Regions from separate parts of the Homo sapiens genome. Here region 1 is linked to region 2. A link is an interaction called in ENCODE POLR2A ChIA-PET data of the cell type or tissue named here. Cell type or tissue: PC-9. All regions are shown on one strand. Links, peaks and the distances in the headings refer to the core of each region. The heading gives the core; the rest is flanking DNA.

The links. Peaks named below come from ENCODE experiments on the same cell type or tissue, not always from the same donor. Only the 100,000 strongest peaks of a DNase experiment are listed, where the experiment ranks them.
Region 1: POLR2A ChIA-PET joins it to region 2 with 6 read pairs; 3 of 35 experiments call an interaction of 5 or more read pairs at or near these places.

Annotation. Positions count from the first base shown.
Region 1 is chr7:51,246,916-51,255,728 of GRCh38, reverse strand. All of the region lies in intron 1 of COBL (cordon-bleu WH2 repeat protein), which reads left to right. Among named protein-coding and RNA genes, the nearest start is that of COBL, 65 kb to the left of the region's middle. In PC-9, for the core only: a CTCF peak has its summit at 2,354 (motif pointing left); DNase peaks (open chromatin) are centred at 4,238 and 6,358.
Region 2 is chr7:51,336,415-51,345,227 of GRCh38, reverse strand. No RefSeq gene overlaps it. Among named protein-coding and RNA genes, the nearest start is that of COBL, 24 kb to the right of the region's middle. In PC-9, for the core only: no CTCF peak of the experiment used is centred there; a DNase peak (open chromatin) is centred at 4,617; H3K27ac peaks cover 2,244 bases.

The DNA of each region.
Region 1 (8,813 bases), core at 1,915-6,914, 89 kb after region 2:
CCCCGTGATTCATTGTGAGTCTCTGCTCTCTACCCTAAGCCCTGTGGAGCCCTTGTTTTTGCCAGGAGGAAGTGATCTCGGCAGAGAACTTTCCTAGTCGTGCCACTGGTCATTGCTAGAGTATGCTCAGTCCCCTTCTTTGTTCTCTTCCATGGGTGAACCCAGGCCTGGCCAAACTTCTGAGCATGTTCCTCCAGACCCTCAAATATGCAGACCCTCCCTCATGGGATGAACACGATGCGGGAATGAAAGACAACTGGTCTCACTGCAAGTGAAGGAGGCCCTGGAGGATACTGTTCCACATTGTTTCTCTAGTTTGGTCCCTAATAATTTTATAAAGAGGAGATATAGGAAGGGCTGCATTGTGGTTGTTGATGAGTTTCCCAGAGAATGAATCTTAAGAGTCACACAATGGGTTGGATGTTACTGTCTCTGACAGTAACACTGATGACACTGCCCAGCAGTGCCTCGGGCAGCAGTTCCTCATTTTATCTTTGTAACAGCTGAAGGAGGTCGCTAGGATTATTCTTCTCTTAATTGCATCATGTATTTTAAATGTTTGTTTATACGCAAGGGAAGCTTGCATATTCTACAAAGCAGGGTCAGAAATAGTGTAAAATATTCAGATTGATTCAGGCTTCACATGGATCCTGTGATTTAGTGTTTAGTGTGACTTAGCTTTCAGAAATATATGTTTGGGTAGCAGCTTGAACTATCCACAACGTACTTTTTAATTGAGTGGGGAGGGATACATAGAGATTGAATCATGGTATAAGATGTAACTTTTTAAGTATTGTTAGAGCTTTTAAATAGTAATCAGCAACTGAGAAACCAGTACATCAACCACATTTATTCAGCCCTTTGATAAGGTCTGAGGAAGATCACGAGAAAATGTAACACAAATTGAAATCAGCTGCCCAAGGGTTGATGTTTTTCACCTTATGCAGTCCCCTTCATGAGGTCAGATGGTGGCTGTGGAGCTTATGAAAAAGCTGGTGTTCATAGACATCAGTGCATCTTGGCTGCTGGACTCATAAGAACTCAGTAGGCCACTTTCTAGAGAATTCTAGGTAGTCAACCATTCTAGAATCTGATTGAGAAGAGTGGTGGAGAGGATTGGGGGTCCACCTGTACCTCAAAGAGGATGGAAAAATGGGGGATGGAAAGAGAGGGAAGGAAGACAGATAACAAGGGTATATGTGCACATTACCAGGATGTTGTTTGAATGTTGGCCAATTTGTTTTGGTTTGGTTTAGTTCAGTTTTAGATTTGATGTTGAAAGTAGTTTTTGTCTATTTGTTGCAAGTGAATAGTGTGTTTTCCCTTATATACAAGTCTATATGTAGGACTCAGTTTAGCACAAATAATACTTCTGTACCAGAAGGACTACAGTATAATCATCGGAGGTCATACGCCTCTCATCCTTCCATTTTCTTCTAAAACAGTTGGTCACAGTCTTGCCTCATCTATGAAGGTCACTTTACATCAGCCATAAAAGTGAAAGGGAAAAATCATTATGAGCTGACATGGAGTGATTTGCAGTAATCATTGTCAATGAAGAGGGGACATGGAAATTGTTTATGGTATATATCTTTGTGCAAGAAAGAAGAGAAAATAAGAATAAACACATATTTGCTTTCTTTTGACAAAAAAAAAACAACTCAAAAAGGAAGAATGAGGATGTGTGGGAATGAGGTATCCAACATAAAAATAGGAATTAGATTTCTTTGAATATGGCTTGCTTATATAATTTTGATTTTGAACTACACAAGTTTTTATATATTCAGAAAACAGAATAGCATCAAAATTGAAAAAGGAAATTTTAAAGTTGAAAAACAGAAACAAAGGAATCTAACTGTCTAAAGTTGATAACACAACTGCCCAGAATAAAGACTTAATTCTGATAATTTTGAACAGTTTTCTGACCATATATCTTTATTGGAACATATTTTAAGAACAAAAGAAATGGCAAATAACTGTTGAGATTTATCTGGTACAATTATAGTTGGTAATGGTGTTGTGTTGTAATTCTTAAATTATTTTGTAGGTATTGTAGGTGGTACAAAAAATAAAATACAATGATGTTATTGGGAATGGAAGTTCTAACTGTGGAAGAAGGGCTACAAGCAGTGTGAATTCTCTCACTCTCCTTTTCACTCTCTCTATAATTAGAAATACAAAATAAATAGCAATGATACCTTTCCAATAGTTACATTAACTACAGTTTCCCACATGGATCCTTGGAGAAATGGCTGATTACAGATCTTGACAAGGTTGTGCCTGGGGTATCTTGTGCTAGAAAGCAAGAAGGTGTTCAAAGGCCTGTGGAGTACATCAAAACAAACCCAGGAGTAGGCTTGCAGGGCCTCCTGCTGGCAAGAGTAATCGTATTAATAGATTGTAATATATTAAAAGATTCAGGAGTCTGAAGTGTTACTCAAATAGAGAGAATGTCACCTTAATAAATTCAGAAGAAATAATGCATTTTATTTATTTATTTATTATTTTTTTGAGACGGAGTCTGTTGCCCAGACTGGAGTGCAGTGGCCCCATCTCGGCTTACTGCAACCTCCGCCTCCTGGGTTCAAGCAGTTGTCCTGCCTCAGCCTCTTGAGTAGCTGGGATCACAGGTGCCCGCCACCATGACTGGGTAATTTTTGTATTTTTTAGTAGAGACGGGGTTTTGTCATGTTGAGCAGTCTGGTCTCGAACTCCTGACCTCAGGTGATCTGCCCGCCTCGGCCTCCCAAGGTGCTGCGATTACAGGCGTGAACCACTGTGCCTGGCTAAAATTATGCATTTTAAAAATCATCATTTTGCAACCTTGACCTGGGCAAGAATCATGTTTGAGTGCTAAAATCACCGGGTGAAAGATTGTTGGAGAATGAGATATTTATGCGTTCTCAAATATTATCTCACAGATTACTACTTATAAAAGAGAAAAAAACCATTACATTGGAATAATCTAGAGGCCAGCCTCTTAACCTACTGCTTAAATTGAACCCCTCCTGCTGGGGACAACCTGATACTATGTGCCAATATTATACCCTTGTATAATGCTAGGAGAAATCACCTGTACTCCTCTGTAGTGTTCTTGCCCCAAAAAGCTTTTAATCTGAATTATGAAGAAACAGTTGAACAAATTGAGAGTCTTTTTCAAAACAGCTGCAGTGAAGTCTCCTCAGAGAACTCAGAACCTTCAAAACATTAGGCTAAGTGAAAGAAGCCAGTCACAGAGCATGCGTATTGTATGATTTCACTTATGTGAAATGTCCAGAACAGGCAAATCCATAGAGATGCAAAGTATTAATACTGGATCAGTGGTTGTCTAGGGCTGGGGAGATTGGAAGAAAAAAAGGGGGTGACTGCTGATGCTAATGGGTTTGGGATTTCCTTTGGGGATGATAAAAAGAGTCTAAAATTGTGGTGATGGTCCCGCAACTCAGTGAATATATGAAAAACATGTACAATATATTGAATTGTACAATGTAAATGGGCAAATTATATGGTGTGTGAATTATATCTCAATAAGCCTGTTTTTAAAAAGCCAGTGTCATGAAAACAAAACAAAAGCACAGGGGAGAGTGTTCTAAAGAGATCTAATAATGAAATGCAGTGCACGAACCTTGATTGTATCCTGGATTGAAAAAAAAAGCTGTAAAAGAGCACATAAGGACATCGAGGAAGTTTGTGTTTGAATTATATGTAGGATCCTATTTTCTTAGCTGTGATAAAGGTATTGAGCTTATGTAGAGACTGCTCTTACTCTTAGGAGACATGTGCTAAAGGACTTTAGAGTGCAGAACTGTTTTTTCAGCAACTTTCAAATAATTCAGAAAGCAAAAATGGTTGTGTGTGTGTGTGTGTATACACATGCAAGTATGCATAGAAAGGGAAAATGGATCATGGAGTAGTTTGAGGGTAGTTCATTGTACCAATCTTTCAACATTTTTTTAGGCTTGAAAATTTCAGTTGCTTCTCATCACTGTGTGTTCAATCTGACAGATATTGGTTGAGTGTACACCGTATGTCTGGTACTGTGATCTGGGCATGCAGTGGGGACAGTAAACATTGATGTCCATGCCAGGCAATAATCTCTGAAGGATAGAGAATGCAATATAACTTAGAGATATGATCCCTGCCTTCAAGGATCTTGATATGGATCTAAATCTTGATAACTAGTGCTAGAAATAAATTCTAAGCAAATCTAAACTTTTGTAAGCTAGGAGCAGCTTTGTATGAGTCATTCGGCAGAGGTCATTTGAGAATGATCACACATGGGTGGTTTAAGTTGTCACACCTTTGTATAGCTGGCAGCGTCCTGAAACGACAGCACAGAATCCTCTCTCACCAACAAGTTCCCTGTAACACAAAGTTGTTAACATTCAGCCTTCACCCCTGGAATATTATGAGCTAATATCGTGTTGGATATATTTTGTTCTTTGAGCTCCTAGAGTTAATAGCTATGTAGTTTACAGGAAGCAAAATACCTGGCATGTCATATACATTCTCTTGGTGTCCTTTTCTTAGTATATTTTACGTGTTCTAATTTGCAGGTTCGACCCCGGTCCTCTGCCACTCAGGTGACCTTTAACAGTTGCTGCTCGAGATGTTACTATTTAAAATTTAGAATGTATACTGTTATCTATTATTAGAATATGATTATCATTAAGTAGATTTAATAGCACTGTAAAAATCATCACAAATAGGTCAATTATTTTCAATAGTAATTTAAAGCAGGGAACCATAAAATATAACAAGTAATACCTTAGTTATTTTAATGAAAACTTAGAGGTATGTTTATTGGCCAATTCTTTGATGTGGCTGAGGCCCCTCTTTTGCGTGTGGGCAGAGCTGCTGTATCAGTCTTTTGGGCCTTCCAGCATAAGGGTTCCCAGTCAAGGGAGCAAGAGGGACTGAAATCCAGCCCATTGTCACTCAGCAAGCTGTGCATCCATAGCTTTGTGTGTGAAGGACTGCCACCTTTTTCCAGCTTACATAATACCTTAGTTATTTTATTTATGATGGCTTAGCCATATGGGTCCAATGTTTAAGGTTCAAGGACAACTTCGTAAACCATTTTAGTAATATATGAACTAGAAATTTCAGTTTGTTTTTTAAAAGTACCTGGACAATAAAAGATACTTGCACACAAATTTGAGAAGTAAATGCCTCTGTATTTTTATAATTCCTCCCACTCTGTCATTTTCAGTTTTCTTGCCCACACTCAATTAAATAATATTTTTTAAAAATAAAGATAGCCTTTATAAAATTTGTCCACAGCATTTTACAAAGTTTTCTTGGAACCATCAACTATTTTTATTTTCAAACTTTAATTTCATCAGTTTACATAATATTTAATTACATTTTATAATTATAATAGCATAGGCAACTGGCAGTAATAAATTGGTGAGCAAGACTTCTATGCTTTGGGAATTGTAAAGGCCACCTTGTAGGATGAGTTCTCTGAGTGTGTACCAGTCACTTTCTGGCTGCAAGGCTGTTTGGTGCGGGGTGGACACAGGCCCATCAGAAAGAGGGCAGAGCTGTGATTACCAGGCTGGCCAGCTGGTGGAGGTTTGTCAAGGGAGTGTCTACTCTGTATTTTCTTTCTTCTTTTTTTTTTTGAAATGGAGTCTCACTGTGTTGCCCAGGCTGGAGTGCAGTGGTGCGATCTTGGCTTACTGTAACCTCCACCTCCCGGGTTCTAGTAATTCTCCTGCCTCAGCCTCCTGAGTAGCTGGGATTACAAGCAAGCGCCACCACACCTGGCTAATTTTTGTATTTTTAGTAGAGACAGGGTTTCCCCACATTGGCCAGGCTGGTCTCGAACTCCTGGCCTCAAATGATCTGCCCGCCTCAACCTCTCAAAGTGCTGGGATTACAGGTGTTTGAAAAATGTTCTTCTTCAAGCCAGTTCCTGGTTCAGTTTTCACAGCCAGCTCTGCAGAGGGTTTGAATGTGAGCCTCTGTGCCCAGTTTAGGTCTGGTGGCTCCTGGCAGCATTGTCTGGTAATCCAGTTGTTATTCTGATCAACAGAAGAATTGTAGGGTGGTGAAAGTGGAAAAATAAAGCTTTTATTGAGGAGCAAAAGTAAAAGGAAGGTGTCAAATCAGAACAAAGGTGATTACGAAGAAATGTGGGTATTCTCTGCTTGGAGAAGAGAAGTTACAAAATTTATTATGTTAATAAAAATGTAATTAGAAGGAGTGACATTGGAATCTTTCCTTGTCTAATCTATCTTTGAAGGATTTAGGAAGACATGTCCATTTCTGGATTCCATGCTCTGCCCTCATCTCAGACATGACTCATCCTGTGAGAATGGTTTCACGCTCACCTTTCCAGGCATATGTCCTGTGGGAAGGATGATGAGAGATTTCCAGGAATGTTTCATGCTTAGGGTTAAGCAATAGATTTTCTGTGTCTGTTTGTTGTGTTCACCTCATTGCCTTCCCTTTCAAGGATTCTGTTTTGGGGTTGCACGTCCTCATGTCACCTAATGGATAGTTCCCTGGATGGGGGCCCCCTCACTCACCACAGGTCACAGATAGCCTTGCCTTGAACACCATTCATCTGGATCTGATACACAGGAGTTCTGAGAGACAAGAGATTCACAAATGGGTTCAAAAGTTCCATCATTTAAACATATTTAATAGGTATATATGCAGACTTGGATAAATAAATTATACTATGTCTGTTTTAGAAAAAGATATGTTCAGAATGGGTCTTAACCTGGTTTATCTCAGTATCTTTTCCAAATCTTAATTACATAATGGGCTTAGAAAAAGTAAATTTTTGTTCAGACGATAAAGATTGTAAAGTTATCCCTGAATAAATTTGTATCTGAGGTACTTTTGTAGCTTTGGGGATGACTGAATAATTTTCTCCTTAAAAATTTAATCACTAGGCAACATTGTTGTGCCTATGCCCATTATTCTGTCTGAGGCATCTTTCATTTTTATTTTTTAAAATTTTGTTGTTAAAATATATTTCCTAGTTCTTTTAAATTAAAATGATTTGTATTTAGATATTTACAAAGACTGGGTAGATTGAGGAGTGTTAAAACTGATATAAACCAAAGACATTTTGTGCCATTAGAAAATAATCTCCAAAGAATCATTTGTGTCCTATTTGTAAAATGGGGAGTAATTTACCACTTGTGTAATTTACATGCACTCAAAATACACATTTTTAGACCCCTATCCTCCGTCTTGTACCATCCAACTGAATGTGAGGTTGAATAACAAGAACCAATGGATCGTCTGACAGTTTTTTTTAGGGGGCTGGCTGTGGTTCCTGGGGTCTTCTGAAGTGTCTTGCTGGTGTCTCCTTGAGGAACTGCAAAGCCCATGGTCGGGACATTTTGCTGTTCTTCTCTTCCCTTCCAATTAAGTGTAGTCTTCCCCATAAAATCGTATCTCTTATTTCATATTCTAAATCAACGAGATAGAGCAATATTATTTTATATGTAAGTTTTATGATATGAATCGTTTCATAACCACGGATGCACAGTAGGAGGAAAATTCTTTATATTAAACTCTTATCTTTTGTGCCTCAAAGTGGTAGACTCTGTGTTACAATTCTGTGTGCAAAGCCTGTTTTGCTCTGTCGCCTGGGCTTGAGTGTAGTGGCGTGATCTCGGCTCACTGCAGCCTCCCCCTCCCTGACTCAGACAATTCTCCCACCTCAGCCTCCCGAGTAGGTGGGATTATAGGCGTGCACCACCATGCCCAGCTAACTTTTGTATGTTTAGTAGAGACGGGGGTTTCACCATGTTGGCCAGGCTGGTCTTGAACTCCTGACCTCAAGTGATCCACCACCTCAGCCTCCCAAAGTGCAGGGATTACAGTGCTGGAATTACAGACATGAGCCATTGCGCCTGGCCTTGTGTTTGTTGTTTATTTATTTTTAACTTAAGTAGAATAACCCTTTGGCGTCTTCTTTCAGCAGTAACTCAGCTGATTGGTCTGCCTTAGGATAATTTCAATAGGGTCGAATATGGCAAGAACCAGCCTGGCCACTGTTTGCTGGAGTGATGCAGACCTTCTAAAGATCACTTTGAATAGGTGGAGGAGAAAGACTCCCCACCCCCTGCCATGAATGCCTTTATGTTATGGGAGATGGGAGCAAGCTTCAGCCATGAGATGCTTCCATAGTCACCTTGTCCCTACCTGTCCAGTGTCCACCTTTGTATACTTTCTTCAAAAGAAAAATAAAGCCACCATCTCCCCAATTCATCCAACCAGTTGTCTTGAAGTGTAAGATTTTAAAAATTCCTATTTCGTTTCCAATTTTCAACACTTCCAGGGAATCTGTTATTTATACCTTGCTAGCAGGAACCTCAGGAGATCCTGTCCAAAAGACTGGTTCTGATAGTTGAGAGGGAACAGAGAACATGATTCCACTGGCTGTGGGTAACATGAAGAGACAGCACCACTGAGAAAGCAGAGTGGCCCCGAAAGAAGAGAGACTCCAAGCTCATGGTGTTTGTTAGGGCCAATCCCAATTGGGAGTCATTTGGGAGAGTCTTCTCCATGGATGGCCTCTGGCCTTTAAGGTGCAAGCCTGTGACTTAACGTGGCAGATGGGAGGTAGAAAGGAGCTGAGGCTTCTGCCTTGGGCATGGAAGGGTGCACGGTCACCACAAGATTCCGCGATGACCACAGGTATCCGCTGGTTTTGTGAGGCACTGAGTCCTGCAGGCCCGCACTGCTTGGTGTTTGCAGGGAGGCTGCATCTGTGTTGGCTATGGTGACTTACTGGGGCGTGCTGGGCTCTAATGTTTAGGACTTGGTGGGGACAGGGGTCCACC
Region 2 (8,813 bases), core at 2,726-7,725:
ACTCCTATCTATGGCTTTTCCTCCTTTACTTACACTTAGCTCAACATTTTCTATATTTATAATTTTACTTTTTATCTGTATTGGCGTTGACTTTCCGTGACCTTAAATAATTGAATGATTGATTTTTGCTTGCTTTTGTCATCTATTTTCCATGGTATTGAGAAAATTATGCCATTTTTGCTGAATATCCCTCTGTGCCATTCACTCCTCCCAGATTAACCTTAAGATGCTCATTTCCATTGTTGAGCTGGCCACACCTTGCCCCACCCCCCTCCATTAGCCCAGTCACTTCATGAATCTCTGAGCACTGTAAAGCCACTGGTAACAATCAGTGTCAGCTCTGTACACACAGACGTCACTTGCTTTCTTGGGCTACCATTTTTGCCTGTGTTCTTGCCCATTGTTCCCAGTCAGTTGGCAAACTGCTGAAGAACAGAAAACTTTTTCTTTTGTTATCATTCTCTCTTTCCCTTAAACTGTTCTCTACCCATGAATCTAGTCAATGTATGTTTCGGAATTGTGGGAGCCATATTTGCTGAAGTCGATTTGAATTACATCTCTCCTGCAGCCGTATTTGTCTCCATCTGGCTCTGTGTCAGCTGCAAATGTATGAAGCATGCTTTCCATTCCATCTCACCCAGGTCATTGATAAAGCTGTTAAGCAATACTGGGCCCAGGTCCAAACACTGACGAACACCTGTTCTCTTATGCTAGGTATCTCAGATCTGTTGATAGCTACTCTTGGTATAGACCTCTGGCCAGTTGCACTTAATACTCACAATTCACTTTCCTCCTTGAAACTTACTGTGTCTATCTGGAAACAATTGCTTGTTCAAAGCTGTTTCATAATGGAAATCATAAGCAAAATTATAATTGTGGACTAATATTTAATGAAATGTTAAATCATTTCATATGTTTAAAAAAAGTACTATGAGGATTCATTAGTGTGTATTGCAGTAAGAGACAATAAGGCAAGGAATTGTTGCACCAGTGAACAGTGCTGGATAGCACAACCTTCACTTTCCACTTGTTAACAGGCTTCAAGACTTCTTAACAAGGTATTTGTAACATTCTCATTGTGATCAACTTCCAAGGATGGTATGGAATGGATAGCGTTCACTAACAGACTCTTTTTTCTTTTTTCTCTATGTCTGCTTTGCTTATTTAATATTGCTTTCCATTTAGTTTCTTATAATTCAAACTTTTTGTATTCAATGGCTTTTTTTAGGTGATAACTCCTACCTTAAAATAAATCTAGACAGAAATGGAACTGAAGGTTATATGAAGAGAACAAGTGTAGCCTAAATGATATCATCTAGAGTTATTTTTATTTTATTTTATTTATTTATTCATTTTGAGATGGAGTTTCACTCTTGTCACTCAGGCTGGAATGCAGTGGCACAATCTCGGCTCACTGCAACCTCCACTTTCCAGGTTCAAGCGGTTCTCCTACGTCAGCCTCCCAAGTAGCCTGGATTACAGGCACCTGCAACCACATCCAGTTAATTTTTGTATTTTTAGTAGAGACAGGATTTCACCATGTTGGCCAGGCTGGTCTCGAACCCCTGACTTCAGGTGATCCAGCCACTTTGGCCTCCCAAAGTGCTGGGATTACAGGCATGAGCCATCGCACCCGGCCTCTTTGACCTCTTTTTAAAGAGCTTTGTCAGAGATCTTCCTTTACCCAGAACTGCATCCTTGAGGTCCCAGCAGTCTGTCCCAGCCTGACACACAGTCACTGCTTGGAAAAAAATATGTGGGCTGCTGAGGTGGAGTGCTGGGGCTGAAGTTCCAACCCTGGGAATAATTGTGTGCACTTTAACATTGACAATTATTGAACTTCCCAGTTTCTTCATGTGTAAAATAGAGGAGGAAATAATTACTTTGAAAATAATTGAGAATTTTAAGTTAGTCAAGGTGTTTTTCAAAACACTTAGAATGTTGTTTGTTACAGTGTAAACAGCTTTAAAAATTTTACAAGTCTATGATATTTTTGCCAAAAATGCTTTCATCTAATTGGGTGAAAACATCAGACAAACCTGAACTGAGAACAGTCTATAAAAAACAACAGCAAAAGGCTGGGCACGGTGGCTCATGCCTATAATACCAGCATTTTGGGAGGCCAAGGTGGGTGGATCACCTGAAGCCAGGAGTTCGAGACCTGCCTGGCAAAAATGGCGAGACCCTGTCTCTACTAAAAATACAAAAAAATTAGCCAGATGTGGTGGCTCCTGCTGGTGATCCCAGCTACTCGGGAGGCTGAGATACAAGAATCACTTGAACCCGGGAGGCGGAGGCTGCAGTGAGCTGAGATCGTGCCACTGCACTCCAGCCTGGGTAACAGAGAGAGACTGCATCTCAAAAAAAAAAAAAAAAGCAAAAAAACAACTAAAAACCCACAGGAGCTGTCACCGATTGGAGGAAATACTGATGACAGGACAACTAAGTCAATGAGGGACCCTAGTTTGGATCCTGGAACACAGAACACCAGCAGGAAAACTGGTGGCTTTTCAGTAAATTCTATCATTTGCTGGGCATGGTGGCTCACGCCTGTAATCCCAGCACTTTGGGAGGCCAAGGTGGGTGGATCACCTGAGGTCAGGGGTTCGAGACCAGCCTGGCCAACATGGTGAAACCCTGTCTCTACTAAAAATACAAAAAATAGCTGGGCATGGTGTCGGGCGCCTGTAATTCCAGCTACTTGGGAGTCTGAGGCAGGAGAATCGCTTGAACCTGGGGGGCGGATGTTGCAGTGAGCCAAGATCGTGCCACTGCACTCCAGCCTAGGCAACAAGAGCGAGACTCCATCTGAAAAAAAAAACCTGTCATTTAATTACTAGCGTTGCACCAATGTCAATTTCCTGGTTTGATAATGGTGTCATTGTTTATTTAAGATATTAACATGAGAGGATGTTGGGGGAGGACTGCAAAAGAACTCTCTATGCTTTTTTTTTTTTTTTTTTGCAATTTGTCTGTAAGCCTGAAATTATTCAAAAACATTTCAAAATGTTATTTTTAAATGTAAAAACTATCTTAAAGTTATATTTAGTTCTTTTAAAACTTTGTGTTATTAAAAGTGTAATGTATTACTTCATATTATCCTTAATGCCTGAGTTACATGTGTGTCATTTTAAGCACATGCCATTTAGAGAAGGCTGCAGAGAAGGAGAGGACTAAGCACTGACCAGCATTTGCTTTGCCCACTTGCAGGACACGGGTGATTGTGGCAGGGAGCCTGCCTGCAGAAGGCCCCAGAGAGAAGGGGAGGTGGGCGCTGGAAGCAGCAGGCATGGGCAGCTCTTTCATGGAGGGTGGTTCTGGCAGATGCAGAGGGGCTGGGGGCCCCCAGTGGATAATTAAGATGGAATCCATTCCAACATCTTGGTTTGCTGATGAGAGTGATCCAGCACAAAGAGAAAATATGTTGATGGGCGGGGGGATATTGGGGCAGAATTGGAGGAGCAAAGCCCTGGGTGGGAGGAGAGATGGGCCTTAGGAGCAAGAACCCACTAAAGGAGAGATGAGAAAAGGGTTTTCTCGTTGCTTATGTGTCTTCATGCAGTGATGGCCAAAGTCACCAGCTGTTTTAGAGTTCTCCAGAGAAACAGAGCTGATAGAAGATGTGTGTGTGTGTGTGTGTGTGCGCGCGCGCACATGTGTAGGAGAGATTGATTTATTATAGATACTGGCTCCTGTGGTTATGGAGGCTGAGAAGTGCTGTCTGTAAGCCAGACTCAGGAAAGCTGGTGTGTGCTTCAGTCCAAGTCCAAAACCTTAGAAAAGGTAGAAGGGGGGCAATGGTTTAAGTGTCAGTTTGAGTCCAAAGCCCCCAGAACCAGGATCTCTGATGTCCAAGGCAAAGAGAATATGGGTGTCCCAGCTTAAGCAGAGAGAGAGATAATTTGCCCTCCCTCTGCCTTTTTGTTCATTCGGCCTGTCAGTGGAGTGGATCGTGCCTACCCGCATTTACAGGCATTCTGAGGTATAGGACACTGGTAGACTGTACTCTCCAGACAGACCCCCTATGAGGTAGAGCCCAACAAGACAGGTAAGAAACATAGGTCAGGAGTTAGAGTGTGCCTCACCTTCGGGCTTCGCTAATTCCAAACCACTGAGTTGTTTTCCTCCATATCATCTAAGGTGCATGAAGTTGGTTTTTATTTTGCCTTAAGTTCATATCAATTGTTGTTGTTGTTGTTAGGCAGAGCCTTGCTCTGTCACCCAGGCTGGAGTGCAGTGGCGTGATCTCAGCTCACTGCAATCTCCACCTCCCAGGTTCAAGCAATTCTCCTGTCTGAGCCTCCCAAGTAGCTGGGACTACAGGCGTCTGCCACCACACCCGGCTAATTTTTGTACTTTTAGTAGAGACGCGGTTTCATCATGTTGGCCAGGCTGGTTTCCAACTCCTGGCCTCAGGTGAATCCGCCTGCCTTAGGCTCCCAAAGTGCTGGGATTGCAGGTGTGAGCCACCACACCTGGCCTCATATGAAACTTTTAAACATAACAAGATTTGAAAACCACCAGGCATTCCACTTGTCCAACTAATCACTAAAGAATGCACACTCGCTGCCTGAAACTCTCCCCTTTGCACCTCCCATTTTTGTGTGCACCTTGAGTGTTGTCCTCATCTTACACTGAGGACGCTGGAGCTCAGGGACACTAAGAAGCTCACCTGGATCTAATCCCAGATCTGTTCGTTCTTAGTAAATAGCATGAAAAGAATAGCGTGATAAATACTAAGCACAGCATACCTGAAAAATCAAAAGGAAGTGTGAGCTTGGTACCAACTAAGAGATAAGGAATGGAACTCTCTGAGCTCACAGGAGGTGTGTAGACCACAGAGGGCTGTCCGGACTTTGATAAGAACCTTAATAAAGAGTAAACAGTGGATTTCCTTAGTAAACAGTAGATATTTTAAAAAGTAGTTTAAACCTAACGCTTGTATTTAGCTAGGGTATCAGCCCTGTACCAGGGATCATTGTTCAGGTGAGTCCAGGAATATGATGGGAGGTCAGATGGAGTGGAAGAGCATGCTTCGGTTAGAGCCAGCCTTCCTGCATGTTCTTTCATTTGGGGGTTACACGATTTGACTTATAGTTAGAGGAACAATAACTTCTAAACTGGACATCTTTATCTCCAGCACCCTGCTCTCCCAGATATTGAAAACAGGTGGCTTGGGATATATTTGGCCTGCAGATACATATGGTTTAGTTCATAGAGTGTTTTTAAAACAGTTTTACTTAAGTATAATTGACATATAATGAACTGCATATATTTCAAGTGTGCACATTGGTAAGCTTTTTTGTTTTATTTTTTGTTTTGTTTTTTTAAATTTATTTATTTTTGAGACAGTATCTCACTCTGTCACCCAGGCTGGAGTGCAGTGGCACAATCTCGGCTCACTGCAACCTCTGCCTCCCGAGTTCAAGCAATTATCCTGTCTCAGCCTCCCGAGTAGCTGGGACTACAGGCACATGCCACCACACCTAGCTAATTTTTATATTTTTAGCAGAGATGGGGTTTTACCATATTGGTCAGGCCGGTCTTGAACTCCTGACCTCAGGTGATCCACCCGCCTCGGCCTCCCAAAGTGCTGGGATTACAGATGTGAAGCACTGCGCCCAGCCTATGTTGGTAAGTTTTGATATACATTCACACCCATGAAACCATCACTGCAATCAAGATCATGCCCAATCCATTACCCTTTGAATTGCTCCCTCCCCACCCTTTGCTACAATCCCTCCTGAACCTGCAGTCCCCAGGCAAACACTCATCTGCTTTCTGCCACTAGAGATTAATTTGCATTTTCTAGAGTTTTATAAAATGGGATTATCCAGCATGTACTCTCCATATCTGGTTACCTTCACTCAGTAGAACTATTTGGAGGGTCTTCTATGTTGCTGCATATATAAAGAATTAATTCTTGTTTATTTATTTTTACTGAGACAGCATCTCACTCTGTCACCCATACTGGATTGCAGTGGCAAGATCACAGCTCACTGCAGCCTCTAACTCCTGAGCTCAAGTGATCCTCCAACCTCAGCCCCAAGTTGGGGCTCCCACCAAGCCTCAAGGACCTACAGGGGTACACTAGCATGCCTGGCTAATTTTTTTATTGTTTTGTGGAGACAGGGTCTCACTATATTGCCCAGGCTGGTCTTGAACTCCTGGGCTCAAGTGATCCTTTCACCTCAGCCTCCCGAAGTGCTGAGATTATAGGTGTGAGCCACTGTGCCTGGCCTAATTCTTGTGTATTGATAAGTAGTAATCCATCATATATACATACCATAATTAGTTTTGCCATTTGCCCGCTGTACGCTTGTGTTGTTTCCAGTTTGGGGCCATTACAAATAAGTCTACTTGGAACATTGGTCTATAAGTCTGGGTATAGACACATACTTTCTTTTCTCATGGGTAGAGACCTAACAGTGGAATGTTGGATCATATGGTAAGTGCATATTGAATACATTGAAGTAACTTCCAACCTGTCCTCCAAGTAGCATCATTTTACATTCTCACAAGTAGTGAATGATAGTTGTAGTCCCTCCACAACCTCTCCAACACTTAATATGGTCAGCCTCACTATTTTTCGCTATTCTAATAGGTGTGTGGTAGCATTTTGTTGTCTTTAATTTACTTTACCCTAACAACTAACAAGATTTTGAACATCGTTTCATTGCTTATTATCAATCAGTATATCCTTTTGTTAAATGTCTCTTCAAATCTTTTACCTGTGTTTTTACTGGGTTGTATTTCTGCTTATTAAACAGTTTTGAGATTACATATATAATATGATTACATATATAATATGTATTTGTGTATATTATATATATATATATATATATATATATATATATTCTGAATACAAGTCCTTTATCAGATATGTGAACTGCCAATATTTTATCCCAGTCTGTGGCTTGTGATTTCATCCTGCAGGGTCTTTCAATGAGCAGAATTTTTTAAATGTTGATAAAGTCAAATTTATAACTTTTTTATGGATTGGATTTTTGGTGTCATATCTAAGAAATATTTGTCTAATCCAAGGTGATAAAACTTTTCTTCTATGTTTTCTTCTAGAAGCTTTATAATTTTAGGCCTATAATCTGTTTTGAATTAAATTTTATATGTTGTACAAATTAGAATCAAAGTCAATTTTTTTTCATTTGGAATATTCACTTGTTCCCACACCATTTGTTGAAAATCTATCCTTTCCCTACTGAATTGTCCATTTGTTGAAAATCAGTTTTTTTATAAGTGTAGGATTACTTCTGGATTCTTTATTTTGTGACATTGATATATTTGTCTACCTTTATGCTAATATTGCATGCTTCGTGCAGTGTGCTAACCAAAATTTCTTGATGGTTATAGCTTTAGGGTAAGTCTAGAGATCAGATAATGTCAGCTCCAACATTATTCTTCTTTTTCTTTCTTTCTTTTTTTTTTTTTTGAGACAGAGTTTCACTCTTGTTGCCCAGACTAGAGTGCAATGGTGCTATCTCGGCTCACTGCAACCTCTGCCTCCCGGGATCAAGTGATTCTTCTGCCTCAGCCTCCCAAGTAGCTAGGATCACAGTCATGTGCCACCATGCCTGGCTACTTTTGTATTTTTGGTAGAGATGGGGTTTTGCCATGTTGATCTGGCTGGTCTCGAACTCCTGACCTCAGGTGATCCACCCGCCTCGGCCTCCCAAAGTGCTGGGATTACAGGTGTGAGCCACCATGCCCAGCCTTCTTTTTCTTTTCTTTCTTTCTTTTTTTTTTGAGAGGAAGTCTCACTCTTGTCACCCAGGCTGAAGTGCAATGGTGTGATCTCAGCTCACTGCAACCTCTGTCTCCCAGGTTCAAGCAATGCTCCTGCCTCAACCTCCCGAGTAGCTGGGATTACAGGTGTGAGCCACCACACCTGGCCAGATATAATTTCTACAAGAAAACCTATTGAAATTCCAGAGAAACTATACATAAATTGAGGGGAAATTGACATTTTAGTAATATTAGTCTTCTGACCTGAACATGGTGTGTGTCTCCATTTACTTGGCTCTTGCTTCATTTCCTCTTGAGACATGTTTTGTAGCCTTCAGTGTTCAAGTCGTGTACATCTTCTGTAAGATTTACTACCTCTTAATATATCATATCTTATGCTATTTTAAATAGTACTGTCTTATGAATTTCAGTTTTCTCTTGTTTGTTGCTATATTATAGAAATAAAATTAAATTTTGATATTAATCTTGTTTTCTGCAATTTTGCTAAAACTGGTAGCTTTTCTTGTAGAGTTTGTCAGATTTTTTTACATAAACAGTTGTGTATACCCTGTGTATGAATAAAGGCAGTCTTATATGTTACTTTTCAATATGGATACCTTTTATGTCTTTTTACTGTCTTATTGGAGTGGCTATAATCTCCACCATACTGTTAAGTAGAAGTTGTTACTAGGCAAATATCATTGCCTAGTAACAAATATCATTGCCTAGTTCATAATTCTAGGGAGAAAGTATTCATTCACCATTGAGTATGATGTGAACTGTAGGTTTTTCATCAATGTCCTTTATGAACTTGAGTAAGTAGACTTCTATTTCTGATTTGCTGAGTGTTTGTTTGATCAGCAATGGATGCTTGAATGTTAGCACATTTTTTCTGCATTGAGATGATCATATGGTTTTTAACATTTTATTAATATGATGAAATGCAGTGACTGCATTTTGAATATTAAATCAACCTTTGATTTTCATTTAATTTAATTCATAGGATAAATCTGGAGCCCTTCAGTCAATTCCTAGACTTGATCCAGTTTACAGACCTAGAACTCCTTGAATGT